Linked DNA regions of Homo sapiens: regions 1 and 2 are each linked to region 3. Evidence: read pairs that join two places in POLR2A ChIA-PET (ENCODE). Cell type or tissue: HepG2. All regions are shown on one strand. Links, peaks and the distances in the headings refer to the core of each region. The heading gives the core; the rest is flanking DNA. Region 1 overlaps CCDC148 (coiled-coil domain containing 148). Region 2 overlaps CCDC148 (coiled-coil domain containing 148). Region 3 overlaps UPP2 (uridine phosphorylase 2).

What was found. Peaks named below come from ENCODE experiments on the same cell type or tissue, not always from the same donor. Only the 100,000 strongest peaks of a DNase experiment are listed, where the experiment ranks them.
Region 1: POLR2A ChIA-PET joins it to region 3 with 14 read pairs; 2 of 35 experiments call an interaction of 5 or more read pairs at or near these places.
Region 2: POLR2A ChIA-PET joins it to region 3 with 14 read pairs; 2 of 35 experiments call an interaction of 5 or more read pairs at or near these places.

The regions. Positions count from the first base shown.
Region 1 is chr2:158,189,139-158,200,049 of GRCh38, reverse strand. The region is part of intron 11 of CCDC148 (coiled-coil domain containing 148); the gene reads left to right. All of the region lies in intron 3 of CCDC148-AS1 (CCDC148 antisense RNA 1), which reads right to left. Among named protein-coding and RNA genes, the nearest start is that of CCDC148-AS1, 28 kb to the right of the region's middle. RefSeq lists an enhancer at 8,515-8,674. In HepG2, for the core only: no CTCF peak of the experiment used is centred there; DNase peaks (open chromatin) are centred at 8,269, 8,759 and 10,309; H3K4me3 peaks cover 1,415 bases.
Region 2 is chr2:158,176,229-158,187,139 of GRCh38, reverse strand. CCDC148 (coiled-coil domain containing 148) reads left to right here. Exons shown (of 14, transcript NM_138803.4): 12 at 8,144-8,261; 13 at 10,479-10,619. CCDC148-AS1 (CCDC148 antisense RNA 1) reads right to left here. Exons shown (of 5, transcript NR_038850.1): 2 at 10,445-10,539; 3 at 9,028-9,079. Among named protein-coding and RNA genes, the nearest start is that of CCDC148-AS1, 15 kb to the right of the region's middle. In HepG2, for the core only: no CTCF peak of the experiment used is centred there; a DNase peak (open chromatin) is centred at 2,009.
Region 3 is chr2:158,126,093-158,137,003 of GRCh38, reverse strand. UPP2 (uridine phosphorylase 2) reads right to left here. Exons shown (of 7, transcript NM_173355.4): 7 at 850-2,256. The coding sequence ends at 2,114. Among named protein-coding and RNA genes, the nearest start is that of UPP2, 30 kb to the right of the region's middle. In HepG2, for the core only: no CTCF peak of the experiment used is centred there; DNase peaks (open chromatin) are centred at 4,853, 5,403 and 5,893; H3K4me3 peaks cover 1,244 bases.

The sequences.
Region 1 (10,911 bases), core at 5,875-10,874, 59 kb before region 3:
TCCCTGCCATCACAATGATCTGTGATCACTACCACAATGACTAGTTTGAATGCGTCTCAACCCTCTTGAGCTGCTTTTCAAAGCCTCATGATATAAAATCAATGCCATTTCACCTGAACATTTGATTAAAATCATTAAGAAAGCAAGTTTATGGAGGCAGAAAAATAGATGTTTATGCTTTAAGCACCAATCTTTAATTATCATGAGACACAAGTGGATGATTTATATCATTTGACCCTTTTTATTTTCAAAGAAAAAGAAACATTTGCTCGTTCCCAATAATGATCTAATCAGATAACTATATTTTTACTAATAACTGTCATAAAGTGACCTTCATTATTCACCTATAATTTCCTGAGACAGGACTTGGAGTTAAAATGACTCCAAGTTAAAATAAAATGGAGTTTTATTTTAGAATCTATCATCTAGAAGCACCTAAAGTCTGTTATAGAAAAATAATTTAAATAACTTATAAGCTAAAAACTGGTTTTAAATTAATATCAAAGGCCGGACGTGGTGGCTCACACTTGTAATCCCAGCACTTTGGGAGGCCAAGGTGGGTGGATCATCTGATGTCAGGAGTTTGAGACCAGCCTGGCCAACATGGTGAAACCCTGTCTCTACTGAAAATACTAAAATTAGCCAGGGGTGGTGGCGGATGCCTATAATCCCAGCTAGTTGGGAGGCCGAGGCAGGAGAATCACTTGAACCTGGGAGGCGGAGGTTGCAGTGAGCCGAGATGGTGCCACTACCCTCTAGCCTGGGCAACAGAATGAGACTTTGTCTCAAAAAAATATATAAATAAAAATTAAAATTTAAAAAAGCAATATCAAAATGTCTTCATTAAAACTATAAGAAAATTACTTTCCAAGCTTAAAGTATCATACACCTTAGAGCAGATGAATAAAACCAAGTAAAATCTCTTATAAACCAAGACATGTTTTCTTAATTCATACCTTGCTGCCATGACACTCTTCTGTTCTCCCTATCAAGCCTATACATACCTTTCAAGCAGATCCCTTTATGCTTAACTAATCTCTACTGGTCCCAAGGTCCCTGCCTCTGGTTTTTCACTCTTGTTTTGGTCTCCTCCCTTAAAAAGTCATCTTTCTGAGAACAAAGCTGTTTCAGAATCAAGGTTTGTTTGATTTCCCTCATCATAACAGAAGTCTTCTGCTTTTGTTCCTTAGGGGAGATGTTCTTGAACTTTACAATAGCTTTTCAGCTCTGTTTGACAAAGAGATAAAATTTGTGCTGCTGGTAACATACAGAATCTAACTTAAGATAAATTTAAACTCAGTTCACTGTTTCTGATTTTTCTATCCTACAAACTGTGCTTATAGGATGATAATTCCAAATAATTATTTCCGACCTGGAAAAAAAAAGACCTTGAAGCCATTTCAAGTATTCTCTGAAGATATCAGCCAAAAAGTCCAATGAAATCCCAGGCATCATTAGGAAAGAAAACAAAGGCATGAAATGACGTGTGTGTAAAATCATCATGAATTCGCATTTGGGAAACTTCATGATTCCTGGCATGATTCAGAAAATGAATATAATGACCATGAAGTTGGGCCATTCTTCAACTTCAACTTCAAAGGTGCAGAGTTGATACACTGGCCTCTAGTCTGAGAACACAGTGATACTATTATTTAAAATCCACCAACTTATTTGGTTTACACATTTAATAATTATTATTGAGTGTCTACTACCTTGGGATACAATGATGGACAAAAATGACACTGTCCCTGTTTTCAAGAACCTGAAGGCCAAGTGAGATATTCAGATATCCTGGGGAAGGGAAGCACAAAGTGCTATGGACACACACGGAAGTAGCACTTAAACCAGGTAGGGGGTGCCAGGGATGAGTCAGGTGTTTTCTTAGTAGAAGGAAAGGCCTTCCAGAAATAGGAAATGTCCTCCTGCCAAATCTCCATGAGGAACTGAAAGTAATTTAGTAATTTACTATAGTTGAAGTGTTTGGAGTAGGTTGGGCAAAGGTTGTGGTGAGAGAAAAGATTAAATAGATAAGTAGAGACCAAATTACAAAAGTCCCTGGAAGCCTTAAATATTGTAGAGCTTGAATAGGGTTAATTCTGACTTTTTGAATTAATTGATTAATTCATTAGAATTAATTGATTAATTCATTAGAATTAATTGCATTAACCAGTTAATGAATGCATTTAGTGGTTTTTACCTTTTCTATTCCAAAAATATTATAATATATACCCAGAGATTTAGCAAATTCCAGGATACTGGAAGAAACTTGTATAGAAACTGTATCTATCATTAGAGTGGCAATAAAAAAATAGGGAAGTAATTACCAGGAGGTTGCACATAAATTATGCATAGCAGGTTAATACATAAATTGGTTCAAAATGAGATTAGACAAACACAAGGACCTCATGAAGTATTAGGGGAAGTTGTTTATTAGAGGCTCTCTTATGCTCTCCAGCAAAATAACTTCAGTGACTTTATCAGAAATGGGGTTTTAGACAGGATGTTTCTTTGGTTAGATTTGGTATCATGTGTCTTAGGTATTTATATCTTTATCCCTTAACCATACACATACTTTACTTGGGGTAACCTTAGTAAATAAGATCTTCAATTAAGCTTAGAACTTTGTAGGATATTAGAAAGCCAGAGTCCATATCTGTTTGTGGGGACAACTCAGACATCCCATCTTCCATTGACTATATTTTTGAGTGACTTTTTCGTAATTAGACTCTCTACCTTCAAATTCAGCTTCTGTGGGATCATTGATTAAAATGTTGATTAAAAAAAACTTTAGGAGAAATAAAACCTTCAGATAATTTTCTCTCATTGAATTCTTCTACAGTTCTTTCGATGAAGTGCTGTAAGTTGAATCTGTCCTGACTTATTGTGAGTGGAAACAGAGAACAAAGACTTCTCTGTATAAAATTCCCAATCATTCTCCATGATCACTTTCAGTTCCCCATTAGCCTTATCATTGCCACATAAAGAGTCTTACTTTCTTTAGATTTTCCTGAATCCATTTTCTGATCTTTTAATAATGTTTGCTAACCTCCTGAATTCCCTCTTAAGGACTCAAGTATTGATTCTAAGACAGTTAATGATCTCACCTTCCAGTGTTTTAGTAGATACTAAGGTGGGCTTAAATTACAGATATTTTAATTTAAAGTTAGTCAATCAGAAGTAACTGCCCAGCTACTATCTAGTACATACAGATATGAACACATAAACACACAGATATAAACACATAGACACACAAGTGCAGAGTAGGGTATAGGAGACAATGTAGGTAAAAGAGCAGGGATTTTGAGCAGAGAAAAAGTAGACGTAAAATTTATATGAAAGAATTTCTGAAGATTTTAAAAAGGAGGGCCAGTGTGAACGTTATTCAGGTAAGTTATTTGATATAGGTTGTGCTTCCACAGGCCTTGGCTTGAGACATGTTGGACCATATCGAAAGGAAAGCAGATTGGGGGCAGTGAGAAAGTTTTAAGTAAAGATGGGAAATTTGACCCATAACCATGGTGTACTTTTGCACTTTCCATCTTAATACTAAATGGGCTGGATTCACAGCAAATAATGCACTGGACATATTTAACAACTGGCTGGGGGGAGGAGAAGAGGGTTGGTTAAATCCTGATTTTCAGCACGTGCTGATTTCTGTGGTGTAAATATCCCACCATAGCCTATTTCAAATTACCAACTTGATATTACTGAACACAGAGATGGGAAGAGATGTGCAGTGGCATACTCTCATATATTATTTCTGCCATACAGATTTAGTAGATATAAATTATCTCAAGAGCATAGATAATAGTAAAACACAGTAAAATAATTAAAAAGTGGTGAGTTTTTAGTATTTGTTACCTTTGTTTTTAATATAATTGATTTTGTGTAAATTTACATAATTTAATAATGCCTGTGTTTAACGACTAGCTTGCAAAGGTCCCAAAATGTAACAATTGGCTCAGTCCCTCCAGCTAGTATGAAGTGGCTCTGGCATATGACTGGGGTTTACAGGCACCCCAGCTGATGGAAGAAATCATGTGAGTAAGTCCCATGAGGAGCTAATTGTGATTCCCTATGGATTGCTATGGAATTGCCTGTGTTACAGACCTGATGTGCTATATCTGCTGTGCTGCCTCCCCTGATAAACTTTTCCAAAATTCAGAAGTGAGATCCTAAGCCTCCTGCGCCCACTGGACACTCTGCACTTGTCCTGGCTTGTATGATCAATTTGAAGAAAAGTGGGAGGCATCCTGAACACTTTGAAGTCTTGAGTAGAAGACTAAAGGAGCTGAATGTGGAGGTGATATTTCTATCTTGTCTTCTTGCAGGTTGCTGAAGACTCATGCAGATTGCTTTGGAAGCAGCATAACCATAGAAAACTGCCAGAATGTGCTGTCCATGCTCTTTTAAAAATGATTTCCTGAGTGGTCTGTGACCAAAAAGGGAGGCTCTGAGCTAGGGACAATGGGTCCCTCTCAAAAATGGAGAAAATATTTTTGACAGGAGCCTTAATAATTCCACAGAGAAGGAGCAGGAAGTATTATCGTAAATTTTTAGCAAAAACGCAAAACTTCACAGGGAACAAGAACAAACAAAATTACTTGGGGGTAAATGAATGTTAAACGATGATGAATTCCCAAGTATATGACTGAAGCATTCATAAGTTTAGTGTAGAAATTTGGACCATAAACTTAAAGGCCAGATGTTGGATATGCCTTCATGTGAAATTGTCAAATGTAAGAGGCACATCATAAGACAATAATATAAGCCAATGAATATATGGGGGGAAATGGAAAAGAGCAGGGGCAATTAACTGTGTCTGAGAGTGTGTAGAAAGTGGGAAAAGCATAAGATACATACCTCAAATACACAGAATAAGCCAATAAAGCCAGTGAACTGGAAATATCTTTCAGGAACAAAGAACAGATAATTTCTCCAATGTAGGTCCATATGTAGGCATTGATGGCTAGAAGCTGGGGTAGGGAGGGTCTCAGATGGACCCAGGACCAGCATGGAGTGAATTGATCCCAGCGAGACAAGCAGAGACTGTAGCACATGCAGAACTATCAAAGTGAGCTCAGGAGTAACCAGCAGGTTATGGGACATGCACAATTATCAGGGGCTTGTGGCAGGAACCAAAAAAGTGTGGATGAGCAGATGGGGGATGGGATGCTGGAAAGAGAATAACATAATAGTCAGAGGAGTTCAAGCACATGGGACCATTCAAAATAAAAAATCAAGTGAACTGTGGACCAGGCATTTCAATATATTACCTGCACAGGGCAGAAATAACAAAGCATAAAGCAATATCCAAGGGGCTGGTCACTATAACAATTTTCTATCTCGTTGTTGCTGGGTTTTCTATAGTTCCCATGCAATGGACACCATTCCCAGGAAGGTAGTGGTTTCCAAACTTTAGAGAGCAAAAATATCACCTGATGGGTAATATGAAAATGCAAATTCCAGAACCCTACCTCCAGAGAGCCTAGGGCAGGCCCAGGAATCCTCATTTTAAAAATAGGCATCCTTGATTCCAGTGCAGTTGGTCTACTCACCGCTTTCTGAGAAATACAACAGTATAATTAATCCAGGGCCCCTGCTGGTGAGACAGGTCTAGAAACACCCTGTTAAAGAGGCACAGAGTTTCAGTAGTTCCATCTGGTGAGCAAATGCTGACGCCTGTGAAAGGCAAATTCATGGCCCAACTGTGACAATTAACTTGTTACAATTGCTTGGAAATATCTACTCCTTTTACTTGGTTTTGTCTTGTCTTTGATTTTTAATGTTGTTGTTTTACCTGTGTTTAATACTAAATATCAGTTCAAATCTTGCTTGGAAACAGGAGGGTAGAAATTTTTATTAAATTTTAAAAAAATTGCCAACACCCTTCCTCATTTAATCAGAAATGGAGAAAGTGAATGATGCTGTTTAAATGTTAGTTGAGTAATAACTTATTTTTATACTAAATGTCTTGATAATGTATCAGAGAATACCCTTTAAACTGTAAATTTTTTTAAATTTTTTTTTTTTATTATACTTTAAGTTCTAGGGTACATGTGCACAACGTGCAGGTTTGTTACATATGTATACATCTGCCATGTTGGTGTGCTGCACCCATTAACTCATCATTTACATTGGGACACAGAAGGGGGAACATCACACACTGGGGCCTGTTGTGGGGTGGGGGGAGGGATAGCATTAGGAGATATACCTTATGTAAAATTGTAAATTTTTATGCAAATGGATTATTTTAAAAATATAAGGTACTTCATATACACCTAATAAGTGTGTGTCTTTATCTGTTGTATTCCTATAAAGCCTTATATACTCCAATGTTCTTGCATTTATAATGTTTTATCAATTGAACAGGGAAAGTTCAAAAGTTTCCATCAACTATACCTAGAGAAGAATGCATCACTTTGTCAAAATATTGTGGCTTTTTTTATTCTTTGTAGCTCTTCCAAATCCCACAAAGAAAGGATTATCGTTACTATCTGAGTGTGTGTGGGCTTGAATGCGCTAAACGTTTCTAGAGGAGCAAGGCTTTTTGATGCTTAAAAAAAAATACTGTGAGCTTTTGGTGCACACTAATCAGGGTATTACTCCACAAGCCATACCCTCCTAGGACTTCCATAGCTGATGTTATGTTGGAGCAGTCTCAGAATAGAGTCTTCCTGTGGTCCATGAGTGACAGTTGTCTTATTTGCAGAAAGGTTTGTCTCTGTTCACAATTATGCCAATTTCTGCATCAACACTTTTATGCATAGAATTGGGGCGGTGCAAACAAGACATTCTGCTGGAATTGAAGAATGCACATAAGACAGAAATGTTGATTGTGCCTGGCTAAACTGATACAATTATTTTCAAAGCCTAGAATCCAGGCACAGGATAGATTTGTTGATGTGTTAGTCTTCAGGGAAACCAGAGACATGATATCAGAAAGATGTATATTCAAAAGGAGGCCTTAAGGAATATTCTTGTCTCTTGAAATAATGGGGAATCTGGCAGAGAGGAGTTGTGACATCTGGGAAAGGATAATAAAGATTAAAATTTGAGTCACTTGGAGAGAAAATGTGAGTTGCCTTTCATATATTGACAGGGTTGACAATATCTCTAAGAAATTATAATCTTTTGGACATAAGCTTATTGCTTTTAGAGAAAATAAAATAGCCTTTTTTTTTTTTCTATTTAGACCATGGGATTGCCAAGCAGCTTAGGTCAGAGAAAATAAACCTATCCTTAATGGGCAATATTGATACCACTTTGTCAGCTTAACTTGGACTAAGTGGAATTTTCCCTTGGGTTTACTGTTTGGGGTCATGGTTAGGCCCCATGAGAGAGCCAGGTCTGTTTATTTCCTGACCTCTGTTACTGTGAAGTTCTCATGAAGGGAGAGAGCTCTTTTCCTAAGGAGCCTCTCCTGCTGCTGCTTTTCTTTCTGTGTAGAATGTGAACAAAGAGACACAACCACCTCTTGGTGTCCTTTGTTAGCTGTGTCTAGATGGCCAACGCTTGGCCATTGTAAACTTTATTAAAATAAAATTTCATAAAAGTTAGCTATCTGTTTTTCCTACACCATGATTTGCTTAGTAAACCCTGCCCTACTTCTCATTCAGCCTGTCTACCCTTCCCCAGCTGCTTTCCAAGTTTTAGATTTAATTATAATCCAGACATCCGACTAAAGTTTACAAATCGTGAGTTGTTGGAAGCCTGTTTTATTCTCTGGCCCACGACCCTCCTCTAGCAATTTCTCTGTTTCCTTTGAGAGAGATATCCAAAGAGAGACCCATATGGACATCTCTAGCTTAATGTAGGAAGGGAAAAGACAGGGTTTCTTGAGGTTTATTTCTGTCCATACTTGAATAAAGCTGGCGAGAAGATATATACATGTTTCCTTTAAAAGAGGGGGCTATCAGTGATCTACATATTATTTGTAAGTTCATCTGAATCTCTGTCCAGTTTATTGCTTTATCTTTTCCAGTAAAGTTGGTTCCCTGTTAATTTAATTAATTTTACTATCTTTGACTTTATTGTCTGAGTGTTGATGAAAGCAACACATCTCTCTCTCTTTGCCTTTCTTGAACATAACCTTTGGCATCTCACCTGAAAAAACTACAGGGTAGGTAACAGAGTTCCCCAAGTAGGCACTGGAGATGGGCTCTCCTCCTGAAATCCAAACACCAGGGTTCACTTGGCAGAACTCTAGGGTGAACTGCTTTGTAGAGTTGTCTGTCTCCAAAGAAAAAAAAGGAACAGTGATTCCGGAGCTCAATTCCAAAAGCTGAATTCTGAGACAAAACGGAAACTGCTAAGGTAGGTGTGACTTGGCAGAGTCACCAAAGAAGCTAGTTGAAACTCTATAGCCAGAGGAAATCAGCATTTGAGAAAGCCAAAGGAAAAAAGCACTAGAAAAAGTCACACCCAATACATAAATATATTTTATCATTTGTTTTTTTAAAGCATGTTTAAAATGCCTAGCCAAAACTTTAGCTAATGAAAATATTTTACTTGGGGGGATTAGAAGGGTTACTTAAAAAGTAGAAGAAAAAACCCCGAAGGCGTTTGTGAAAATAACTGTTCTGCTCCACTGACTTTCTTTTTTAACCTCAAATGTTAAAGAGGCTGTTTGTGAAGCCTCTTCGCTGATCATTTCCTAGGCTGAAAGAAAATCAAGGTTTACTTCTTTGCTGTGGGCGGCTGAATCACTACAAAAACCTTTGGTCCTTTTGATGTTTGCTTTCTACAGAAGTTCTGAGAGATCTGGGAAGGAAGAAAGAGAATGTAATGGGGATTTTTCAAACAGCATTAGAGAAGCCATGTTTTATTAATCTTATTTACTTAAATCATTTGTTTGAGGGAGAAGACTGTGGTTTCTTTTGTGGTCTCAGTGCCCTCTCGGTTCAGCAGTGCTGCTAAAGAAGGGAACCCAGTTCCATCATCATAATCATACAGATGTCTATCTCCAGAAAAACGAGGACCAATTAAAATCAGTTCTCACAATAAGTAGCCGAAGTTAAAAATAGATAGAACTAGACCGAAATATTATGACTTGATAACACGGTGGTATATTTTATTAGCATGTCTTTTTAAAGCTCAATACTAAAGCAATGCCTCTTTTAGTATTTGTGATTCTGAAAACACATTTATGAAAACCTTGGGCATCAGGAATTATGTGTCTTATGAGAATTTTTCAGCTGAAAAAAACCTCTCCAATAAAACTAATCACCCATGCTTATCATTTTCTTACTTTTAAAAGCATTATTTTGCTTTACAAACAAAATTAGCATAAGAATTTAAAGAAAGGTTCCAATGTTATGAGGTAAACCCTCAACAAAAGTTCCCTTCTTACACAACTGTTAAAATGATTATATGGCCTCATGAAGATTTTTTAAATGCAATACATATTAATTGTGGAGTTAAACTATATCTACCATAAACCATTTGTGAGTTCAAGAGTCACTGTGCAAATTACCCAATTAGTATCAAATGGCAGATGTCTTTTGTTAGTGAGTTCATATGATGGCAAGTGACAGGTGCCTCTAAGTATTCAAAATCCAGATGTAAGCTCTGCCTTTGTCTACTTGATAGGTGTTTCTAATTGCTCTGGGTTTTTGGTTTGTTTTGCAGAAATATGATTGTTATACATTTACATATATGGCACTTTGTATAAATGTGCTGAATAAATGAATGTATTAGAGGCAATTGGGCAAATAAATGCTGATCTGCCTGGGTGGCCTTTTAAATTTCAGTTCATGATAAATAATTTCTGAAAGCCAACATTATTTCTGCCTGTGCTGTCCCTCCAAAATCATGATCCTAGCAAGTCTGTATCATGGTCGTGGATGTCATGCCTCAGTTTGGCTTTTAGCATTCATGGCTCCTTATTCTCAAAAGGAACTGACACTAGATTTGTTCTCCAGTAATTCAATTTCTCTTCCAGCTTCTCAAATGATTAAATATCTTACAAAGACATACTCACTGACTAATTAGACAGGCTTAAAGGAATAATGTATATTTAATTTATTCTTACATTTTTATTTTGCCAACTCCTGTGTCCTGTTATTTACCTACAGCTTAGGATATTCAATAGAATGCTTTCCATCACTTTTTAATTTCACTCATCATTTATTCTATGTTTCTTTCATTTATTGGTGCATATCTTCTGTGTTTTAGGCACTCTGCTAGTTCTTGGGGATACACAGGAGATTAAGTCATAGCCACTAGACTCAGGAAGTATACAGTCTAGTAGACAAGACATGAAAACAGAAACTATAATACAAAGCAGGAAGTGTCTATGTGTCTATGCCATTCAGTTTGTTTACTTGACCATTCTTGCTTGCTTATGGAAAGGTAAATATTATTTCCCAAACTGGGTCTATTGAGAAAGGTTTCTGTTATCAGATAACTGAGCAATAAGCACACTAAGTCCTCCTTTTAGAGATTCATAATGCACTCCACCATATTATCATAAATATTCTGAAAGCTCCTGCCATAAATAAATTTATTTTACTTTGTTTATCTTAGTATTTCCCAAACTTACTTGAACACATTTTTATAGTATACGTGTTAACTTCCTGTGGGAAATTAACATTCCATGGACCATCAGTTTGGGAAAAGAACTGATTACCCTTTGGAACAGCTAGATACATGTCCTCTTGTTATAGAGGACAAAAAGACACAGATTTCCTTACACATAGAAGATGTGTCTGCTAGTCAGGAATCTTCAGAAGCAACTGACAAAACCTAACTCAAACTAGCTTAGGCAGAAAAGGGAATGAATTGATTTACAAGAATGGGAATCCAGGGCATGAGTCTTGCCTCAGTGACTCAAATGGTATCTTCAGATTCCTCTCACTCTCTTTCTGACTCTTTACTCAGTACCTGTGTACTGAGTACACATTCCTACCA
Region 2 (10,911 bases), core at 128-5,127, 52 kb before region 3:
TTTCAGTGGAGCAGGTGAGGTTCTCCACTAAGAGGGAGAGTTAGCCATGATGTAGAAATTCAAGGAGAACATCAAGCAGCTGGGGAGAGAATAAATAATTCTGGAGCAGTGTTGAATGTCCAGTTAAGGATCAACTTCATTAGTACATAATAATTTCAACAAAGAATTAGAGTTGGATATTGGCAGGGTAGATGAGAAAGAAAAGGCAAGATAATTAAAGGATGCTGTTGACAATGCCTTTGAAGAGATAGACCCAGGGCTCCAAAGCTGGGGAGAGAATGAGATAAAGCCTGACTGGTTCTTGTAGCCTGGGAGAAAAGGCAAAACTAGAAAAAAAATTTCAGGAGGGAAGGCCTAACCTGGGACCTAGCAAGATTTCCATTGTTCAATGGTATTTAAGTTAATAAATGAGAAGTGAAGAGCTGGAGACAGAATGTATGGCTTCCTCAGTTAAGAAATTTTGCAGTAAAAGGAATGAAAGAAAAAAAGACGGTATCTGAAAAGGGAGGCAGAGTTGAGAGATACATCCCTCTACCCGATTTGAATAAATTTATATGTAGAGGAAAAAGAACCGTGGAAGGTGGTTGGTTATTAATTTAAGCTAATAAATATTGTTGAACAATGGAAATCTTGCTAAGCTCAAGTCACAGATTGAGTAAGGTTAAATGGGTGACAGTGTCAGAAGGGTGACAGGCAATCCATGTGAATGACGCTTCCTAGACTTGTGCAGCATACAGCCTTTCTAAGTCTATGCCATGACCCCAGACCTGGAGGCATATAACGGGAATCCTCAGTTCAAGGTGTTGGCAGGGGAACAGTTCTAGGTGATGACAATTCTAAGTTCAGTCTAAGGAAAAGTTTGCTGAAGTAGGGATGGAGTTAATGGTGCTGGAAATCAAGAGACTGTGTGGGCAGAGTTGAGTAAATATTGGACACTGACCCAGCCAGTCAGTAGTTAATTCCAAGAACCATAGAACAGACAGGATGGTATCATCCCAAAGTCAATGTGTACAACTTTCTGGAATTGTCACTGAGGAGCCAGAAAAACTCAGCCTCCTCTCTGCAGGTACCCTCTATTTTAAGAGGTTGCAATAAAAGTAGTGGCACCTGGGAAGCACTGGTTTTCAATTAAGGCAAATCATTGAAAGCAGCGACTGAGAATGGGGTCAGGTGTGGCTGAGTGTTCCAGTGGAGGAAGTATTTTATCACTAACATTATTTAAACTATTGGGGCATGGTGATTTTTTAAAAAGGTTTTTGTCCGTTTATTATTTTTAAATTCTCTATAAACAATGAGCCCCATTTGGAATGTTATTGGAAAGGAGTAGTTGAGGAAAATGTTGAAGATATGTAAAGATATAAAAGGATTACAGAAGGTCAGGTAGAAAGAGGAATGGTTCAGAAAAAGAAGAATAAATAAGTTGTGGCAGAAATAGTTTTTTGGATTAGTTTGGGGAATGAGCTAATATGATATTTGCAACACTCTTCCAGTGTCTCTCTCTTCACAGCTTGTCCTCCTTTCAACATGGGACTCCCAGATTGAAGTCCTTGTTTGTATCTCTCACTTCCAGCTCACCTGAACTCAAACAGCAGGCTTAGAACTGATTAAAATCAACAGGAAAATGTGCTCTTATTTATGGATTTTTGCTTCCATTGTGATAAGATATCCAACCCTTGGAGCTGCCGAAATAATTCTCAAAGAAGGTGGTTCATATCTCTATTTAAAGGCTGAGACGCCTTCGAGTTATTTCCTCTTCCTTTGATTTTACTGAATAGACCCTTTAAATATCGGCCAGTAGCCTGAGGTTTTCAGCTGTCATCAGGATACACCAGTGTTTTGTCCATCAGAGGGAAAGAAAGAGGTTCAGTAATAGCCATTATTGCAACTGCCCATCACCAGCACTTATCCAAGCCTGAGAAGGCTCTGGTCTCTGAGAGAACCTGTCATCCATGTGTGTCAGGGCCATAGGGGCTGGGAAAGAATGGGGTTGAAAGGTCCTGCTCTGGAATGTCAATAATACCAAGCAAGAATTTCTAGTTTGGAACAGTCCTGAGGCATATAACTGCAATGTTTAGCACAGGCAAACAGAAATAAGCCCTGTCTAGGTAGTAACTTGTAACTGGTTTTGTCTTGATAACAATAGTCAGGTAAAGTCCTTTTAATCTGTATATTTATCTATGCTGTAGTTCTCAAAGTGTGGTCCCCAGACCAGCACAATCAGCATCACCTGGAAACTTGTCAGAAATGCAGATTTGGGGGCTCCGCTTGACAACTACTGAATCAGAAACTTTGGAGCTGGCCCAGAAGTCTGAGGTTTAACCAGTCACACAGGTGATTTTGATGTACGCTCATTTGAGAATGACTAAGCTATGTAGCATTGGTTCTCATCCCAGGCTGCTCATTAGAATCATCTAGTGGAACTTTCAACAAAATACAGTACTTGGGCCTGACTACTAGATTCTGATGTAATTATTCTGGAGCGAGGCCTTGGCATTGCAAGTCATTTTACAAGTTTCAGTGATTGAGAACCATGATTCTGTAGCAATCTGAAAAGGGGCTCTGTAATTTGGAAGTTTATGAATAAATTCAAAAACTATTAAGAACAATTTTGTGATTTTACTACAGTGTTCATTTAGGCATGCTTATACATAACAGACCACAAATTATGTAAACTCAACAGAGTAGGGACTTCTTTCCTCTGTTTTATTTCCCCCCACTATTATAACCTGAGCACCTAGAACAGTGCTTGACACATAGTAGGTGCTTAAGTAACTCTATGTTGACTAATTTAACTAATTAATCAATTAAAAGATGGGGTTCCAATAGCTTCACAAAGGAACCAGGAAGCTCTCTGAGCTGAACAATGGTCTCTGTTTGGGGCTGGCAAGGGTTCATCTTTTCTGATTCTGCAGAGACCCTGTGAGTTTTCTTTGTTCTTGCCTCATGCCAATCTGTACCAGGATGTCAGTGTCTTGTGTCAGGATTCACATTCCTGTTTGCAGAAATTGGTCTTTGCTTATGCCCTTAGCCAGAATCCCCACTGAGTGGAGACTCCCAGCCCGTGTGGTTAGAGGAGTGATGCCTTTCAATGTGAATGTCTTCCTGTGCAATTTCCATTCTTTTCTTTGGGCAGACTTCTCCCCTCCACTTGAAACGTGTTGGCACCTGGCCTGCCTGCTTTGATCTGCACATTCTTCCCTGTTGGGGTGACCTGTAGTTAATGAAGGGGTCCCCTCTGCTTAGTAGGAAGAACAACCTCCTGAGTAAAATCTGAGCCAAAAATGAATTTCCCAACAGGCAGAAACAGGTTCCCCGTGATGCTGCCACTGAAACACCTGATAGTAGCACCTCCAGCACATGCCTGTTTAAAGATTTCTTGTTGCATATTGACTAAGCCACATGACTTAAACACTAAGTAGCAAGTTTGATTATAAACTGCCTTTAATTCAGTAGGGCAAATTACTTGCCTGAAATGTTAGGTGGTAGGGGGAGTTCCATACTAGTTAGAGACCCTAATGAAGATACGTCTTTATGCTCCATTTTATTGCTTAAGTTTTTTGTTTGTTTCTTTGTTTGTTTTAAATTGTAGAACTTGCCACTATTGACCATTTGTCAGAAGTCTTTTTCCCCCTTGGTGGCTGTAGCTTCTTTTGAGAGGAAAGTTAGCTGTGACTCCAGATAAAAGGGAGATCAAGATTTGGTACTTATCATTTTGCCCGGTTCTCACTGAAGTTTCAGTGAAGCCCAGGGAAGCTGTTACTACGGATCAAGGTGTTTCCAAACATTTGCATTTGTATACTCATTTCTTAGAGTGCTGTGCACACATTAAAATGTCTCATAAATGATACATAAATTCTCCATTTCTACATGAAAGCATACTGTCCCTTCAACTACACTCAGGCCTGGAGGCTTAAATAAAATCCTTTCCAGATTATTGTTAGTGCTGTGCCGGATTCTGCAGCAGCTGTTGCTTTTGAACAATATGATGCTTCTCCTCCCCCAAGAGAAGTCGAAAATGCCTCTTTTGCAGCACTTTCAACCTTTGTAGACTCAGGGAGCATATAATAGACTGAGAAATGAACCCAAGACGGTTTCTGTTTGGGAATTCAGTGCACAACTTAAAAACTATTGAGTTTAGCCACTTCCTGACATTGACTTTCATAGCAACAGTTTAATTTGGAGAAAATCTGCTACCTCAAGTGGCTAAAAGTATTTATGTGGAAAAATTTCCAAATGATTGACTTTACTGTGTTGCTATTTTCTTTCCCCATGAATATGTGAGTATTTGGCTTCCTCCCAGGAGTTTTTCTGCATCACTTCTCTTTAGGCAAAGAAAATTTTCTATCCAGAGTAGAAGAAGCACCAAGAGTTTCTCCTTTTTTAAGTGAAGTATTATTGAGTTTAAACCATAGCATCTGTAAAAATGAAGAATTTGAGTGTGTCTCCTAAGTCCTGAAATTTTTTCATGGCCAATCCTTCAGGCAGTCAGAGTAACCTTGATCATCACTTTGGAGCCAATGCAACTGTGGTCGGCTCTGTGCACCCTCCAGCTCCGCCTTGTCTCTCGCCTCTCCATTTGCATCAGTTTTGCTGCAGGACTTGTTTGTCTCCATGCCCTCTCTTACTGCCTTACCTCACCTCATCCACCTCTGTGGGATGTTCTCACCAAGGTCACCAATGACTCCCTGTTGTTTAACCCAATCATTATTTTGCACTAGAATTGATCTTTCTGTAGCATTTGATGTTGTTGACCCCATTTTCCCTAACATCTTAGGACCACTTATCCTCCTCACTTCCCTAAATGGTTTCCTCTCCTTCTTTCCCTTTCCTAAGTGTTGTTTCCTTAGGAATCAATCCCAGGCCTACCTCTCTTCTTACTCTACACTCTTTTTCTAGATGGTGGCATCTGCCTTGTGGCTTCAATTCCGTTCTACTGGTAAAGACTCCCCATGTATTTCTCCAGCCCAGATCTTGTGAAGACAGGTCTGTGTTCAAACTGAACTTAATTCTTTCACCTCCCTGTTTCTCATGTGAGTTCCCAGTCTTAGGGAGGAACACCCCTGTTCACTGTGTAAGAGAAAATTTCCTCTATCTCTTTCCCTCTCCCATAAAATAAATGAAAACTTTCTGTTGATTTTTATTTTCTACATGTCCTTTAAATCCCTATCTTTTCCCAACCTCCTATGAGTACTCTTCCCCCATCCTAGATCAGGAGGCCTTCCATTCCCATCTGGATTGCTCATCTCTAGTCTTGCCTCCCAACAACCCATCCTGCATATCACAGCAGATACTTCTCCCTGATCAAAACCTCTCATGCTTTCAAAACCCCCACAGTCCAGCCCCTCTTGCTTCTCTAGCTTCAGTTCTTGGCCCTCTGCACCTTATTTTGCTCATTTTTGGTTATTCTGAATGTCTTTTAAGACATACCTGCTCACTCTCACCTCTGGGCCTTCAAATGCTACTTTTTTGTCTGAATCATTCTTTCTATTCTCTCCCCTCCTGGTGCATTCCTGCTCCTTCTTTGGATCTTAAATTCAGAGTACTTCCTCCTATTATAGATACTGCCCTAAAAGCCCCAAGTCTGGGAAAGCTGTCTTTCCCATGGTCTCTGCCCCATTGTCCCATCAGAGCACAAGCTGCCCTGTATCATAATTGCCTGGGTCTTTGTATCTACATTGGATTGTCAGTTCTTCGAGGACAGGAGCATGTCTCCCATGTTGACGTTGTATCACCAGTGCCTAACACAGCCCTTGATGCATGGCAGGTGCTCAACAAATACCTGTTAAATAAATGAATAAGCCTCAAAGTAAATGATGAGTCAGCCTTCTCTACCACACAAGTACAAATGCCTTTCTCTCATTTGCAATTTCTTCCTCACTAGTCAAGCTCCCCTGACTGTAACAACTATTACTTTTCCACAAAACAGACAAAAACTTTGTTGCAGACAAAGCAACCTATATATCCCAAAGGAAGAGAAACTTTCCAAAGGTTCTGAGAATTAGCATATGGTAATTGTCAAATCCCAGGGTATTTTTTAATTGAACCTTCACAGTAGTTCACTTAGCTTGTACTCAGTGCTTAAATTGAGTAGAACCTCATTAGGGAGGTTGTGTCATGTCATGCCTTAGTGAAAGTGGAGAGAATGAGAAATAGAGCTTTCCATGACATGGAGGCGTGAGAGAAAGGGAGCATTCTGGTTTGTGGGCTCTTTAATCTATGTGTCTTGACTATATTGACTCCTGATTTTGGCAAGAACACTCATGGCCATCAAAGGAGGTTAGGATTTTCCTTCTAAATCTCATTCTGGGTTTTGTATTCCACAAGGATCCACTGTGTGCTTCCCTCCTTTCCTCTCCTGTGTCTCTCCTTTCATGACAGACTCATGAGCAACCTGTTTCTGGGGTATTCCTCCCCAGGAGCATGTCTTCCTAAGGGAACCCTGTGGCTGCAGCCTCAGCCACCAGTACTTGCCTGGGCTTCTCTGTCACTCATCATTCACTTGTTCTGTTCTTGCCACCCTGAGCTCTTCCCCTCTCGTGGCCTCCATGACTAGGTCAAGGCAAGTGAGGGCCACTCTCAGATGCCAGCCCTGCACTTGCTGTCTCTGCCTGGAATCCTAATCCTCAAGACCCTGCTCAGATACTGCCTCCTCCGTGAAGCTCTTGCTAAGTTTAGCCAGCCCCTCCCACAGTGCAGTGATTGGTCATCTCACCTTTCTCCAAATTCTCAGTGGCTCTTATTTGTACGTCTCTTAAGATCACATGTCTATGCTTCTATTTCTTTATATCCATAAAATGGAATTAAAAAATGGCAACCCAGCATGTGATTGTTGTGAGGTCTAAATGACCTAAAACATATAAAGCACTTAGCACAAGACCTGATGCAGGGTGAACACGCAGTAAATACCAGAATCCAGAATGTAAAAGGTCTAGTGAAGGTGTCTCCACCTTGGAAAATGCAGGTGTGCACACTAAGGGTAAAGGACATTTGTGACTGATGCCACAGAGAAAGCTAAATCTTTCAATGATGAAAGGCAGAGGTGGAGAGCTAATACTCCCCTGAGAACCCAGGTGCCTACTCTTTTGAAAGGATGAATTCCATCTCTATAATTCAGTAGAAGTATAGCTTGGGCAAGGAGATGGCAAGGGAGGCTGCCCAAAAAAGGCAGCAGAGGAGGGCCAAGGAGCTCAGGGCTTTAAGCTGGTATTTAAGTGGGCCATATTTTAATAGCCGATGATTTTAAGGGGGTTGGAAATAGAATGCTAAGGGAAAGTCATGTTTTTGCTGCCATCTACAGATGTCAAAGTGCAATTTTAAAAGTTGCTTAACACACATACGCACCTACTCAGAAAGTGAGAATGTAGATGACAATATATGTAAAGTTTAAGTTCTAGTAAGTAAAATAATTTAGACATATTATTATAGTAGCTTATTTTACTTTTCCTTCTAAAAATTTGTATATTTAATCAGTAATGTAAACTTTCTAACAACCCAAGGTGTGCTAAAGCTTCTCATTGGGAGACCACTATAATAGCTCACTTGAAAGTGAGCCAGTCACCTCTCAGGGCAGGTTAGCCAGAGCCATGGCAGCCAGTGGGTACTCTGAGAGTTAATAAAGTGATTTCAATGAGGAATGAGATGAACTGAATTTTACTCCCACGCTTTCCTGTATTTCTCTGGTTGTTATTAGAATTACTATGAATTCCTGTAATCTCAGCACTTTGGGTGGCCAAGGCAGGCGGATCACGAGGTCAGGAGATTGAGACCATCCTGGCCAACATGGTGAAACTCCGTCTCTACTAAAAATACAAAAATTAGCTGGGCATGGTGGCGGGTACCTGTAATCCCAGCTACTCGGGAGGCTGAGACAGGAGAATTGCTTGGACCCAGGAGGCAGAGGTTGCAGTGAGCCAAGATCGTGCCTCTGCACTCAAGCCAAGACTGTGTCTCAAAAAAAAAAAAAAAAAAAAAAATTGCATTTTATATGAGTGTCTTTTATTGATTTGGACTTGAGAAATCAGTAAAAAAAAAAATGTGACAGTGCTGTTACCTCTGAGATGTGTTCTGCCCCTATGCTGTTTTCTGTACAATCTCCAATATTATTATGATGCTTCCACAACTTCCTTCTGTGTTATTTTTAAAGGGTTAAATATAGACAAGAATTATTGGAAAGGCGTTTGATGGAGAAAAAGGAAGTGGCCCTTCAAGAAGCTCATGAAGACAAAGAGAGAGCACGGCGGCTAGAAGCCCTTAGGAAACAGGTGTTTTTCATTTGGAAATTTTCATGGGTGGTTTTTTTAAAAAAAATGTTTCTAAGTGCTCTTAATAGCATTCTTACTGGGGCTTAGTTCATGACATCTGCTATATAAAATTTAACTTTTCCAAATGGGGATACTGCTGTTCATTCCTGGGAGCAATTAGATTATATTGAACCATTTCCAGTTTCTCAGTGTATTGAAAGAACTTTATCATCACCTTTTAAAAAGCTCTCCCAAGATTTAACTATATCTATATCACCTAGAGTTTATTAGCTGGATAGTATCCATTTACAACAGTGAGGCTCTACATCTAGTCTACGAATTTTACTGTCCTCAAAAAACCTGGTGGAGTTCGAGCAAGATAATCTTCTTTGGCATAGGAGCCTCCCTTTGGAAACATCCCACAGTCAACAAATGTGTTAAAAACAGTTTTTTAGAAAATACCTATTTTGTGGAGAAATAAAAGCCTCCTATCACTTTGCCTAGTGAAAGTAAGCAAAAGTAGATGAAAATGGATGGTAGATGGCAAGGGTGAGAATTTAAGAACTTAGGAAATGTGATAGTTTTACTTGGTAGTTTTTCAGAGTTTTGAACTTGAAGGGGTTGTTTCAACTCAAAATCTCTAAAATCTTCATTGACACCGTTTCCCAGCTAATAGGAAAGGACTACTTGGTTTCCCTCCTGTGTTGCTGGAGGGAACACAGAATCATGGATAAGAACTTGGCCTCTGGTGTCCTTCCAACCTGGTACAAGCTGGTTGTGTACTCACCGGCACTGGAAACAGGTCATTTACTTAACCTCCGTAAGCTTTATTTCTTCATCTGAAAAATGGGAATAATAGGATCTGTCTGATAGGTTTGCAATAATGTGAGTTCAAATTTATTATTTACTAAGTGTAAAGCCCTCTTCTAAATGCTGTTAGGTATTACTTCAATTTCTACAACAACTTTATGACGTGGGCAATATTAATATCCCCATTTTATAGGAGAGGAAACAGAGGAGACACCGAGGTTAGGTGCTTTCTTCAAAGTCACACAGCTAGTAAATGTTATACTGATTCAAACCAAGGAAGTCTAGCTAAATGAGATGGTATAGATGTGGCATAAATGCATACGACTATTATATCATCATCTTCTTTGATAAAAAAAGATTATAAAGATAAATTTAAAGCATAGGAATGTAAGTCCTGGTAATCCTGGATCCTACAAAATTTTAGTTATTCAACTTATATATCATGGCCTTCTGGGTACAAGACTTAATGTCACTATTACTGAACACATTCTTGTTCAAAACATAACTTTGATAACTACAGTCTATATGATTAGAATTCTTTCCATCTGTGAATGCTTTGAAAGAGGAAATAGCTGTTATCTCTTATCTATAATCAGTATTTAGAACTGTGATGTAAGCTATTTTAGCTAGCAAACCTAAAATAATTAAAGCATGTTCAACCCTCAGTTATTTTATTACAGTCTTTAAATGGCATTAAGAATGCCATTTTCTTCATGCTAATTCTTGACTTTCAGAATTAATAGGCAGGTGTTACTAATGGTGCATATCATTTACAAAATTAGTGACTTCTTTTCATTAAGATGCAGGTTTGAATTATAAAAGACAAGGGCATTTGGGTTAAAATGACTTTGCAATTTTTCAGTAGAAGGAGGACAATGGTTTATAGCAGTCCCTGGAAATCTAGTTGCCTGGTACAAAGGAAATTCACCCACCTTGTTCACTAATGCCAACACACTTGACCCAAGAATTATATGCTCTAGATCCAGTTCAATCAGGTTAAACTTCCTAGGAAACTTCATGGGGTTGTTACCATAACCATAAATTGCTAATGGTCAAAAAGTGAATTTTTTTTTACTTTCTGTGACTTTCAAGTTGGTTGAATATGTAAGGTTTTCTATATGAGATTTCCTGTGACTTCATATCAGAAAGATAAATTGTTTTCTGAAATTAATTATAATTATTCAATCATTAGCAAATAACTATATGCCAAGGCATTTTAATATTTTGTCTTATATGTATTGTCTTGTTTTGTTTTAACTCCTTTGTGGATCTCTAGGACTGACCAATTAATATTTCTTCTGCCCTTTCCTCTCAGGCTTTACCTTTAATAAAATTTCTTAACTTTAATGGGCATTAGACATCAATAATGTTGCCCAGAAATATTTAGTTTGTACCTTGTTCCAAGTAGCCATGCTTTCTCATTTTTAGGTTGCTGTTGTTGCTCAATTTGATCCTGTTAGAATGATGTCAGATACAATGGCATCAAAAGCTAGAATGGGCATTGAAATTGAAGAAGAATTTATTCTTCAAAAGCCACTCTTCACATTGAATACATACAATGAACAGCAGGTAATTATGGAAATTAGCATGACTGATGAAAAAGCCATGATGATGGTAAGGACTGTAGAAGTGTGTGTTTGGGGTTACAACAGTTTTCAATATTTACATTTGAATATCTTACATATTAGCATAATTTTTACTTCTAAATGATAGTACATAATTACTACATAATTCTTAATATTACAAACTAGTTAATAGGCTACCATAGAACAAGAGGTTACCTAAAAATGTTATAAATCTGTCATTGAAGCTTATTTTTTAAATTTTTTTAAAAATGCTTTATAAAATTTTATTTGAGAGC
Region 3 (10,911 bases), core at 2,282-7,281:
CAAGGGATTGTGCCTTTGTGAATTTGTGCCTTGGGTAAGACTGAAGGACCAAGGGTGATGTGCCTGGAGGGCAGACACAAGGGGAAGAAGTGGGTGAGGTGAGCTGGGCTACCAAGCTGGGCCCAGTCAGGAATGCCTAAGCTGCACAGAGGGCTTTGGTCTTCATTCTAAGACCAATGTGAAGGCTTTGAAGCAGGAAAATAACCCAATCAAACTTCAAGAATGGAGGCAGGGTGATCAGGAGTGAGGCTTCCTCAGTGACCTGGAGGAGAGATCATGGTGGCCTGGACTAGGATGGGTGCCAAAAAGATGGAAGGAAATGAACAGACTGGGGAAATATTTAGGAGGATCAATTAATAAGACTTAGTGATTGACTGGCTGTGGAAATTAAGGAGAAAGAATCATCACAGGGGTTTCCCAGGTTTCTGGCTTGTGCAAGTGATATGGTTTACTGAGATAGAAAATACCAGTGAGGAAGACACAGACATAAATGCATGCATGCATGCACCTGTGCGCACACACTCCTTGCAGGAGTTGAAGAGAAGATTAACTGTAATTATTTCATTCTTCTCCCTCTCATAGCCTCTCCTTCTCCGTGTAAAAAAAAAAAAAAAAAGATTGTCCAGGAGCAGGCAGATAAAAGTTCAAACTGAAGCCTCTCTGAGGTGGTTTTCACTACATGGTCTAAAAAAATATGAAACAAAGTAAAAATCCCATCAGAAAATGACGGCAATGCTATTCTAGCTTGCTTTTAGCTCTGATCTTTGAATTTGATGGTCAATTATTGAGATACCCTAAAAATGGCACTTAAAGTGTCTCTAGTGCCAAAAAGAAGTTCACAAACCAATGTACCTCTTGGGGGATTGTTTATTGGTGATGATAAATACCTCTTGTTTATTGTCATTGCTTGAAAGAGAAAGACATTCCCCACCCAGGAGCAGGCCAATTCAGACTCAACCGGCCTAGGACCTATTTCCTGCCCCAAGCCTCCATTCGGTCATGTGTGACAATGGCTCTGGGATCCAAATAATCTGTACTGTGTTGGAATTAAACTTTATTTGAGCCACAACCATATAAATAATATGTACACAACATTACATACTATACAAGTGTGCCAGTCATCCTCTACCCATCCCCCATCCAGTCATTCCGACTCCCAAGTATGTCAAATTGAGAAGAACCCAAGATGCGATCAGTTCACAGAGAGCATGTGCAGCCAGGAGGAGCACCATGCCTCCCAGAGAATCAAACGGGTAGGGCAATAGGCCGGTCTGGACAAGTCATACAAAAGGATTCCTTTAACATCTTGAACTCAAGTCTTAATTCAATTGCTATGAATTTCTCAGCCTATTTGGTTAATATTGAAATGGAATAAAAAATACAGCCTCCTCAAAACACTTTTTTTACAAGAAAAAATGGCTAGAAGGCAATTTAGTCACTTGTGATTCTGAAGAAAAAGGAAGGCCTTTCTTTGCATTACTGAGGGTTTTCAGTTGAGAGGAAAATGTAATCCAGAGTTGTTATATTCTGAGATAAAATCACAAACAGGCATATGTAAATCTCGAATCCTATTCTGTGGTGCACTGAAATAGTGCAGGGGTAAAAAAGCAGTATGGCCATATTTTCCTAATGGTAACTTTTCCATATAGACCTACATTTCACTGACACTTTTTTCTGTAAATATTTTGAATATGGATGATCAGTTTCTGTCACTTGTCCAATACCTAGAAGTGCCTGACAATGTTCTAACATGAATTTCTGGATTGGTTTCAGAAACAGAGTGACTGGTAACTATGTGCAAATGGCTGGTCTATTTTGATGTGAGCTTAATTAATGCTGCATATGAAACTCCAAATGTCATAATCCAGGAGTTTTAAAATTTTAATTATTAGACTGATTTAGTTAACTTATTCTAAAATGAAATTTGAATTTAATTTAGTGTGAGTATTCTTTTACAATAAATTCCTTTTTAAGAGAGAAGGATTTCATAAAGTCTTTCCATTTAGCATGTGGATGAGAACTATATAAAAATGCCACAAATAAAATATGACTTTCACATTACAACTTGAGCTACAAACTTGCAGGGGAGGGTTGGGCTGCCCAGTTAGGACGTCTAGTCACAAAGTCCAAGCCGCCGTCTGATGAAGTTGGAGATTAGGAGCTGAGGCCGTTGCTGGTACTCCACCAGGACATCATGAGGCAAGTTGATCTGATCACAGTCGAGTCTGTCGAGAAGTGTCACACAGACCACAGCAGCTAGAAGAGCAATTAGCACAACTGATGGAATGAATGGGTTCATCTTTTCTATAGAAGCATTAGCCAAACACACCAGCATCCCTAGCACATGTACTTTTGTGTATTTTTGTTGTTGTTGTTGTAATGTAGATGCAACCTACTGAACCTTCTGGTCTTCAATATTTTTGTGGAATCCCACCAAACACTTCATTTAAATAAGTTAACTAAAATTGTTGTGAACACTCCTCCTTCCTCTTTTCCTCCACAATTGACTAGATTAAGGCTCAGGAAAGCATCATGTTCAAGATAAAGGAGAAAGCTTTGCAATCTGAGATATGCCATCTCCTGCTTTCTATCCTATTTCCAGTTCTTAGAGGAGGGTCTTTTACGGGAGGATATAACTGGAGAACTAGCCGTAATTCCCAAGGTGACATTTTTCTCCTTGGTGCAATGGTTGAGTTTGCCTGCTGCATTGCAGCCCTTGCTGAAGAAAAAAGTAAATACAGAAGAGATATAGAACGCTGACCTCAGGAAATACCAATAAACGTGAGTACTGGCTCTCATGAAATTTGAGAGGAAAAAACATGATATGAAATGCTTAAATGTAAGAAGCAGCACCATGAAAGAGGAAATGTATTAGCATTTGATTTCTAAAGAATGAGAATGAAATCTTATAGGAAACTGGAGGAAAAAAAACAAAAGTCTTTTTTAAAAAATGAAACTCTTATTTTTGAAAAGTTGTCACAAGGGCAATGTCTTTGGTTTCATCAGCAAGAAAAATTGAGTTCCATATGAATTCTTTATTGTCAGTTTCATATCAAATCTTTGATTTCAAGGAATGTGGTTACCCACATTGAAATCAGTGTTAGCCACTTTGAATTGCTAACGGTGTAATAATCTCCATCTGAATCTGCATCATTTAAAAAAGGATTTCAGTACATATGTGATTGGATTGGATGTGTCTGTATTAACAAACTTGGAAGGCATGGAGAGAGTTGGGCATGAGGGTAGTGTTTATTTCTTTGACCTCTCTGCTACTCCAGACTTCTTTGTAAGATCTAGATTTGGGAAGAAGTAGTATACTGTAATTATAATAGTACATGCTATCTTTATTTTTAAATGACAAATAGTAATTATATATAATTATGAGGTACAATGTGATGTTTTGATATATGTATACATTGTGAAATGATTAAATTAGCCTAATTCACATATCTATCATCTCTTATACTTGCATTTTTATGGTGAAAACAATTAAAATCTACTCTCTTAAAGATTTTTCACTATACGTTATTACAAACTCTCATCACTATGCTATGCAATAGATCTCTCGAGCTTAATCCTCCTTGTAACTGAAATTTTGCACCCTTCGACCAGTTTCTCTCCGTTCCCCATCCTGCTCCCCTATACTCTGGTAACCACCATTCTACTCTCTACTTCCATGAGTTTGATTTTTCTAGATTCCACATATAAGTAAAATCATACAGTATTTGTCTATCTGTGCCTGGCTTATTTCACTTAACAAAATGGCCTCCAAATTCATCCATGTTGTTGCAAATGAGAGAATTTCCTTCTTTTTAAAGGCTAAGTAGTATTTCATTGTGTATATATACCACATTTTAAAAGTCTATTCATCTGTTGATGGACACTTGGTTGATTCCATATCTTGGCTGTTGTGAATAATGCTGCAACAAACTTGGGAGAGCAGATGTCTGTTTACAGCACACTGATACCAGTTCCTTCAGATATGTACCAGAGGTGGGATTGCTAGCTTATATGGGAATTCTTAGTTTTTTGAAGAACCACCATACTGTTTTTCATAATTGATGTACTAATTTACATTCCCATCAACAGTATTCAAGGGTTCTCTTTTCTCCACATCCTGCCAACACTTTTTATCTTTCGTCTTTTTTGATTATGGCCATTCTAGCAGGTGTGAAGCGACACCTCGCCATTGTTTTAATTTGCATTTCCCTGATGACTAGTGAGGTTGAGTGTTTTTTTTAATATATCTGTTGGCCTTTTGTATGTCTTCTTTTAGAACCTATTCAGATCCTTTGCCCATTTCTTAATTTGTTTTCTTGCTATTGAGTTGTTTGAGTTCCTTGTATGTTCTGTGTATTACCTCTTATCAGATGTATCAGTTTAGAAATGTTTTCTCCATGCGTTTCTCCACATTTCTCCAATCCATGTATCTTTTTTGTTTGACTTAGTTATTGCTACATGCCAAGCATTTATGATATCACTTAATCCTTTACAGCTATTCCTTGAGCTAGGATTATTTTTGTCCTCTTTCGACAGATGATTAAATGAGGGCTTAGAATGATCAACCAAATGGCCCAGTATTACACAGCTGGTCAGAGCCAATCAACTCCTAGCTTCCTAAACTGATGAGAGAAGAGTTCTCTACCTTCCATCCACTCCTCCCCTGAGCTAGCACATGGTGAACCATTAGGCAATCCTGCCCTATCGGTTATACTGACCCATCGGTCAGACTGACCCTCTTGTTCAGTGACGTGAAAAGCAATGAAAATATTCAACTTGAGCTGCGGCAAATATTTCATCACCTAGGACCCTATTTATTCAAAACTCAGTCAGTTGTAAAGCAACTTGGCTGTACAGGTAAACAAGCAAATGGAAGAGCTAGAAACTTCCCACAGCTTTTCAAGTTAATGATCAGCAAATCTGTGAAGCCTGACATGGGCTGGCAGTCGCACAGAAAAGTTGAAAGTCCTTCTCTAATCCTTCACTTTGGCAGAAGGATAAAAGGAAACCAGTGCTCTATACTTTTTACAGAGTGGGAACCGACTTTACTAAATGTCTTTTCTGGATTTCAAGGGGAATGCCAAAGATAGAAAAGAACAGGTTATAGCAATCTCAGTGGTGTTTTCTTGACCCTGGAGAATCCACTAGCGAGCAGCATATAATAATCTTGTCACTTAAAATTACTATTTCCATGAGCAATTAAAAGGGACTAATTACCCAAAACAATTTGCTGAAATTAAGCCTGACAGCTTTGCTAGCAAAATCCTCAGATTAGGCAGGGAGGGTGGCTGCTGGGGAGGAAGAGATACTTAGTGACCCAGCTGCCACCAAGGAGATTGTCAGTGAACTGACCTGAGGCTAGAATGTTCTGGGAACACACAGACCTGAACATGGAGCTTGGATGCACCCTGAGCTGAACTAGGACTGCCCAGTAATTGTCAACCCTTTGGGAACATTTATGGCTGCTTTGAAAATCTGATGAAAGTCCTAATTGGAACCTCTTTTCACACAAAAATACACATCTGCCAATACACACAAAATATTTGTGTATAACTTCAGGGGTCCCAGGGCCCCTGAAAATTCACTCATGAATCCTTAGGAATCCACGCACCCCTATGGACCACCACTTTAACCCCACCTCTCTGATTCAGAATGAACTTTCAACAAGGTTTTCCCATGAACAGTGGGCAAAGATAGCAGGGCTGGGCACAAATGCCCATTGCACAGCAGAAGTCAAACAGGGCTGGTCTTTGGAAAAAGGAAAAGCAGCAAAGATTAGCTTTGGAGTTCCCAGCCTGGCCTTTCTTCTACCTCTTCCTGGTTATGTTCATACCCTCCCCCATTGCTCCTCAAGGGTTTGAGTTTATTAAGCAAACACTACCTTTGCTCCCTATATGCCTGGTATGTAAAGCACAGGAAATGTTTTTTAATCAACAACCCAGAGTCTTTGCACTTCCTGTATCTCCGCTGAAACATTAATCTCAGGCTATTGGCTGCTTATTAAAAACAAGGTGGGGAAAATTTGTATTCAAAGGGGCTGGTCAATGGTAAGAGACATAGAAACAATTTGTTCTTCTAGAGTCATGTTTCTCAAAATGTGCTCCACTGGCCTCTTGCATCAGAATCAGAGATACTTAGGCTTTATTCCAGACATACTAAATCACAATTGGGGATGGGTGTTGGGAAAGCGCAGTGAATCTGCATGAAAACATCTTCCCAGTTAAATTATTTTTACATTAATATTTGAAAATGACTGCTTCAAAGACTTTAAACTCTATCTTTGAATCATCATTACCACAAATATACATACCTGGACCCCAGTTCTTTGGGTGCCCAAACAATGCTGAATTAGAACCAATTCATTATACCTATGAAGAATTGTCCCATACCTTTTATAAAGGTGCTATCAACGACACTGCCCATTATAATATAGCTGATAATTTCATTTAAGTTTAACATTTGGATCAAGATTTTGTGACAAACCGCAAATGTTTTTACTAGCTAATGGTGGCTGTATAATGCACAGTGGTTTTTTTTTTTTGTTTTTTTTTTTGAGACGGATTCTTGCTCTGTCACCCAGGCTGGAGTGCAGTGGTGCAATCTCAGCTCACTGCAAGCTCTGCCTCCTGGGTTCACGCCATTCTCCTCCCTCAGCCTCCCGAGTAGCTGGGACTACAGATGCCCACCACCATGACCGGCTAATTTTTGGTTTTTTTCGTATTTGTAGTAGAGACGAGGTTTCACCATGTTAGCCAGGATGGTCTCGATCTCCTGACTTCGTGATTTGCCCATCTCGGCCTCCCAAATGCAGTGTTTTTGTTTACAGCTTGGCTTCCAGGAAACTCAGAGCTCAATCTAAGTGTTTAAATTAAGTATTGTACTCCTGGGTGGCCTCTTTAATACTGAGAACTTCTAGCCAGACACAGTGGCTCATGCCTGTAATTCCAGCATTTTGGGAGGGTGAGGCACGAGGATTGCTTGAACCCTAGGAGTTCAAGACAGCCTGAGCAACAAAGTGAGACCTCGACTTTGCAAAAACAACAACAACCACAACAATAAAAACCCATACACACACAAATTCGTGGTTGTATGAACCTGTGGTCCCAGCTACTCTGGAGGCTGAGGTGGGAAGATGGCTTTAGCCCAAGAGGTGGAGGCTGCAGTGAGCTGTGGTCATACCACTGTGTTCCAATCTGAGTTACAGACAGAGACCTTGTCTCAAAAAAAAAACAAACAAAAAAAAACCTTCCTATCTATTTCCTTAAATAAATGCCTCCTATTTTTTTTTTTACCTCTGTTTAAATTATATTATTATGCATTCCTCTTTCATTGAAAGCTGCCACAAATGCTTTTTTAAATAGAGGCAGTACAGGTCATCTTTCGATAGATGAATATATTACTTTTTTGCACCTTATGGAATAGTGGAGAGAGTGGTGATCAGGAGACAGGAGATGTCTATTCTAATTCATCTCTGTTTTAGTCTGTTTCCTCAGGCAGGTCAATTACACTCTCTAGACCTCATTTCATCCTCTGAGCAAGGAGCAGGTTAGATCTCAAAGGCTTCTTGCAAGTCCACATCCTCAGCTTACATGCCTCACATGATTTGGTTCGTTCAAAAACCTGCTGTCTTCTCCAGGAGGTCCAGATGTAATCTCGAGGACTTGAGCTTCTGCCAGATGTGGGACCGTTAACCAGAGATGCTACAGGATAGGTAGACGATGGAGCCTTGTGTACTTACTGGAGGTGGGGGTGAGAGGCTCACCAGGGGAATCCAGATAGCCTCCCTGGGGTCATAGCAGGGGAGAGGAGGGCCACAAATAATGACAACCACAGACAGGGTGGAATCAATGGCGCTAAATGATCCCTAATGTGTGAGTTGTTGGCAGTGGGAAGGGAAGAGTAGAATAGAGGCTAGGAGGGTGGAATTAAAATGAATCAAACAAAACTATAGACACTGACCTTGATTAAAATATGTGAAAAAGCAAAAAGACACCTTTGTAAAAATCTTGTCCCTGTAAAAGTAATAAGTGAATTATATACCATTTATACCTGATTTTCCAGCTACAATGACTGATTTTCTTGGCAAAATGAGGGCTCTGCATACTATAAAATAAGTATCTGCTTAATGTTTTATTTGATCCCATCACTAAGTCAATTGGTATGTGCTCAGCCCTTAGGGTTTGCTTGTGGCAGTGGTGCAACTATCTGCTCACCACACTTAAAATGGAAAAATCTGCATTGACTTTTAGTGGTGCACATTTTGGCTCTTCCGTCCAGAGACTATGAACATGTTGTGTCCACACGGAGGCTGCTGGCAAGAAATGGCAGGCAGGGTGCAAAGCTGCCTGAGTCAGCCAAGCTGGGTTCAAAGTCCAGCTCACCTGTTTCCCAGCTCTGAGAAGGTGGGAAAGTTATTTAACCTCCCTGAGCTACAGTCATGTAGAATACATACAGAATGAAGTTTTTCTCTTGTAAAGGTGAAGAGCCCTGCAATTGGTCTCCTTGTACCCTGGCCTAAAGATTTTTCAAAATCTGGATTTATCTCCATTTTAGGGTTAAGAAATACTCTAGCTCCAAACTGATTATAACCTTTAATCCTTGTGGTATCTTTTTACCTTTATCAATGATCCTCATGCAGTTCTCAGAGTCCAATATCCTTCATTGTTGGGAACAGCAGAAGAATATAAACATGGAATTAAAGTCAAGATTCTGCTCCCTCTCATTGAACTGTACTAAGGTAATATTATAAAGACTAAATATTTCCCTAAGTTACCAGTGTCTGTCCAAGGAAATAACACTGAATTCTTTAAAGAAAAGCCACTGTGAGTGCTGCAAACAACTAGACATAGAAGAGGATTTAAGCAGAACCTAAGCGTAGACAAATATTAGGCTTCATATATTGTCAGGCAAGCCTGTGTCAAAAGGCAGCACTGTCTTTAAAACACGAATACAAGTTAAACATACTTACCACAAGTTCACAGTACAAGAGGATTATCATCTTTCATCAGAATGTTTGGGGCTTAATTAAAGTAGATTTTGCTTTAAGAGAGACACAGATATGTGCATATTATAAAGTGATAGGAGAATGCATTTATTGAGCATTGCACAGTGCTTCCATTGAACAGGTTTACATTATGCTGAAAATTTAGCTTTGGAATAATTGGGTGAATTCCACTATTTCCCTTCACCTGAATCTTTGTTAAAACAGCATTGGATTCCCAACTCTCTTTTCTAAAATAATGAGATCAGGATAGCAACAGTGACTTCTGGGTGTCAGTGGCCTTATTATAGGTAGTTTGTCCACCTATCAAATGTTGACAGACCCAGAGGTTGTAGATCTAGCAAAATAAATATTTGTATAGACCTTAGAGCAAAGGGAGGCTTGACTTTAAGGCTTTATTTCCCCCTTTGTGGACAGTTAGGAGATACTCCTAAGTCCTTTAGACAATTCTAAGCCACTTATATGGCTGGGGAATAAAGGTTAAAGTTTGCAATGGCCATTTTCCATAGTCAAAAAGAGTCTAGTGGCCCTTTTTTTTTTCATTCACTCACTCGTTCAGTAAATATTGAAAGCCCATATGGCAGGCATTATTCTAAGTACTGGGGATACAGCAATGACAAACAAGGTCCCTGTTCTTATGGCACTAATGGAGAGAAATAATCAATATATGCCTTTATGCACTAATATGCATGAAATAATATATAAGTTAACATATAAACAGACTGGAAATATAGTCAGTAGTGGTAAATGTGATGCAGATAAATGAAATAGAATGACACCATTGTGAGTGAGTGAGTGTAGGTAGTCATGCAAGACTTTTTTGAGGAGGTGAGATTTAGGGTGAGATGTGTAATACTAACTGCAAAGATAATAAGTGGTAATCCACGTGGACCCAAGGCCTCCTTGTGCTAAGTAGATCTAGAAAGATCTGTTTCTGCAATGGTCCAAACTCAGTGAGTAATTCATCTAAGTTAGTACAATGGTTCTCTAGAAGACCTTTGTTTATGTAAGTATTTGGTATTTATAAGCCATCACCTTAGTATGAATTCTGATTGGTTATCCAGTCATCTGGTGTACTAAAGGAACAGAAGAGGTGTCAGAAGGCTGTCTGGAGAGATAGGATAGGGTGGGCCATAACTAACAGTGGCAGGGAGGGGGTTAGGGAGACATGCCTATGGGCCCTGGGCTCTTGGTGCCAGGTGAAATCTTTTTTTCCATATTGCTTACCATCAGATGTCCTCTCTAACTTCCTCTGTTTCAGCAGCTGTCCATGAATGCATTCTCAGCCCTTCCCCAAGCAAGCTTTTCTGGCTCACACAAAGTGCGTTATAAATGGGTTAAAATCAAAAGGTGCCAGATGCCAGCTTCCAAGCTTCAGTGTTACGGGAACAGGATGTTATGAAGTAGTAATGAAAGAAGAGAATATGATAGCACCCTATCCATGGGGTTTTCGGTCTCTATACTTGGTGGCTGATCTTCCAGGGGACAGCATACCAGGAATCCACCTTTTAGAACAGTAAATCTGAGGGAGATAAAGAGCCGCTGGCACCATGAAGACATTCAGATAGAAATACTCCCAAGAACTACAGAGCTGCAGATGCAACTTTTAGTGTGAATGTTGGCAGCCTAGAAGGGGTCTACTCCATGAAAGGCTGCAGCAGTGGCCTGGGGGAGAGCTATTTGCAGGCGGAAATCAGCTACCAGCAGGTCCAGCAGCAGCATAAGAAAGAAAATGCAGTGGAGGGCAGTAACTACAGAAATGTAGAGAAGAAAGCATCCAGGAGGGAAACCTGCAGGTAGCAGAGAGAGCAAGGTTACAAAGATTTGCAGCAAGGACAGAAAGGCTCTTAGAATAACTTCACTTAGGTTTCTGCAACATCCTAAACAGAGAAAGAAAGACTCAGAGTCCA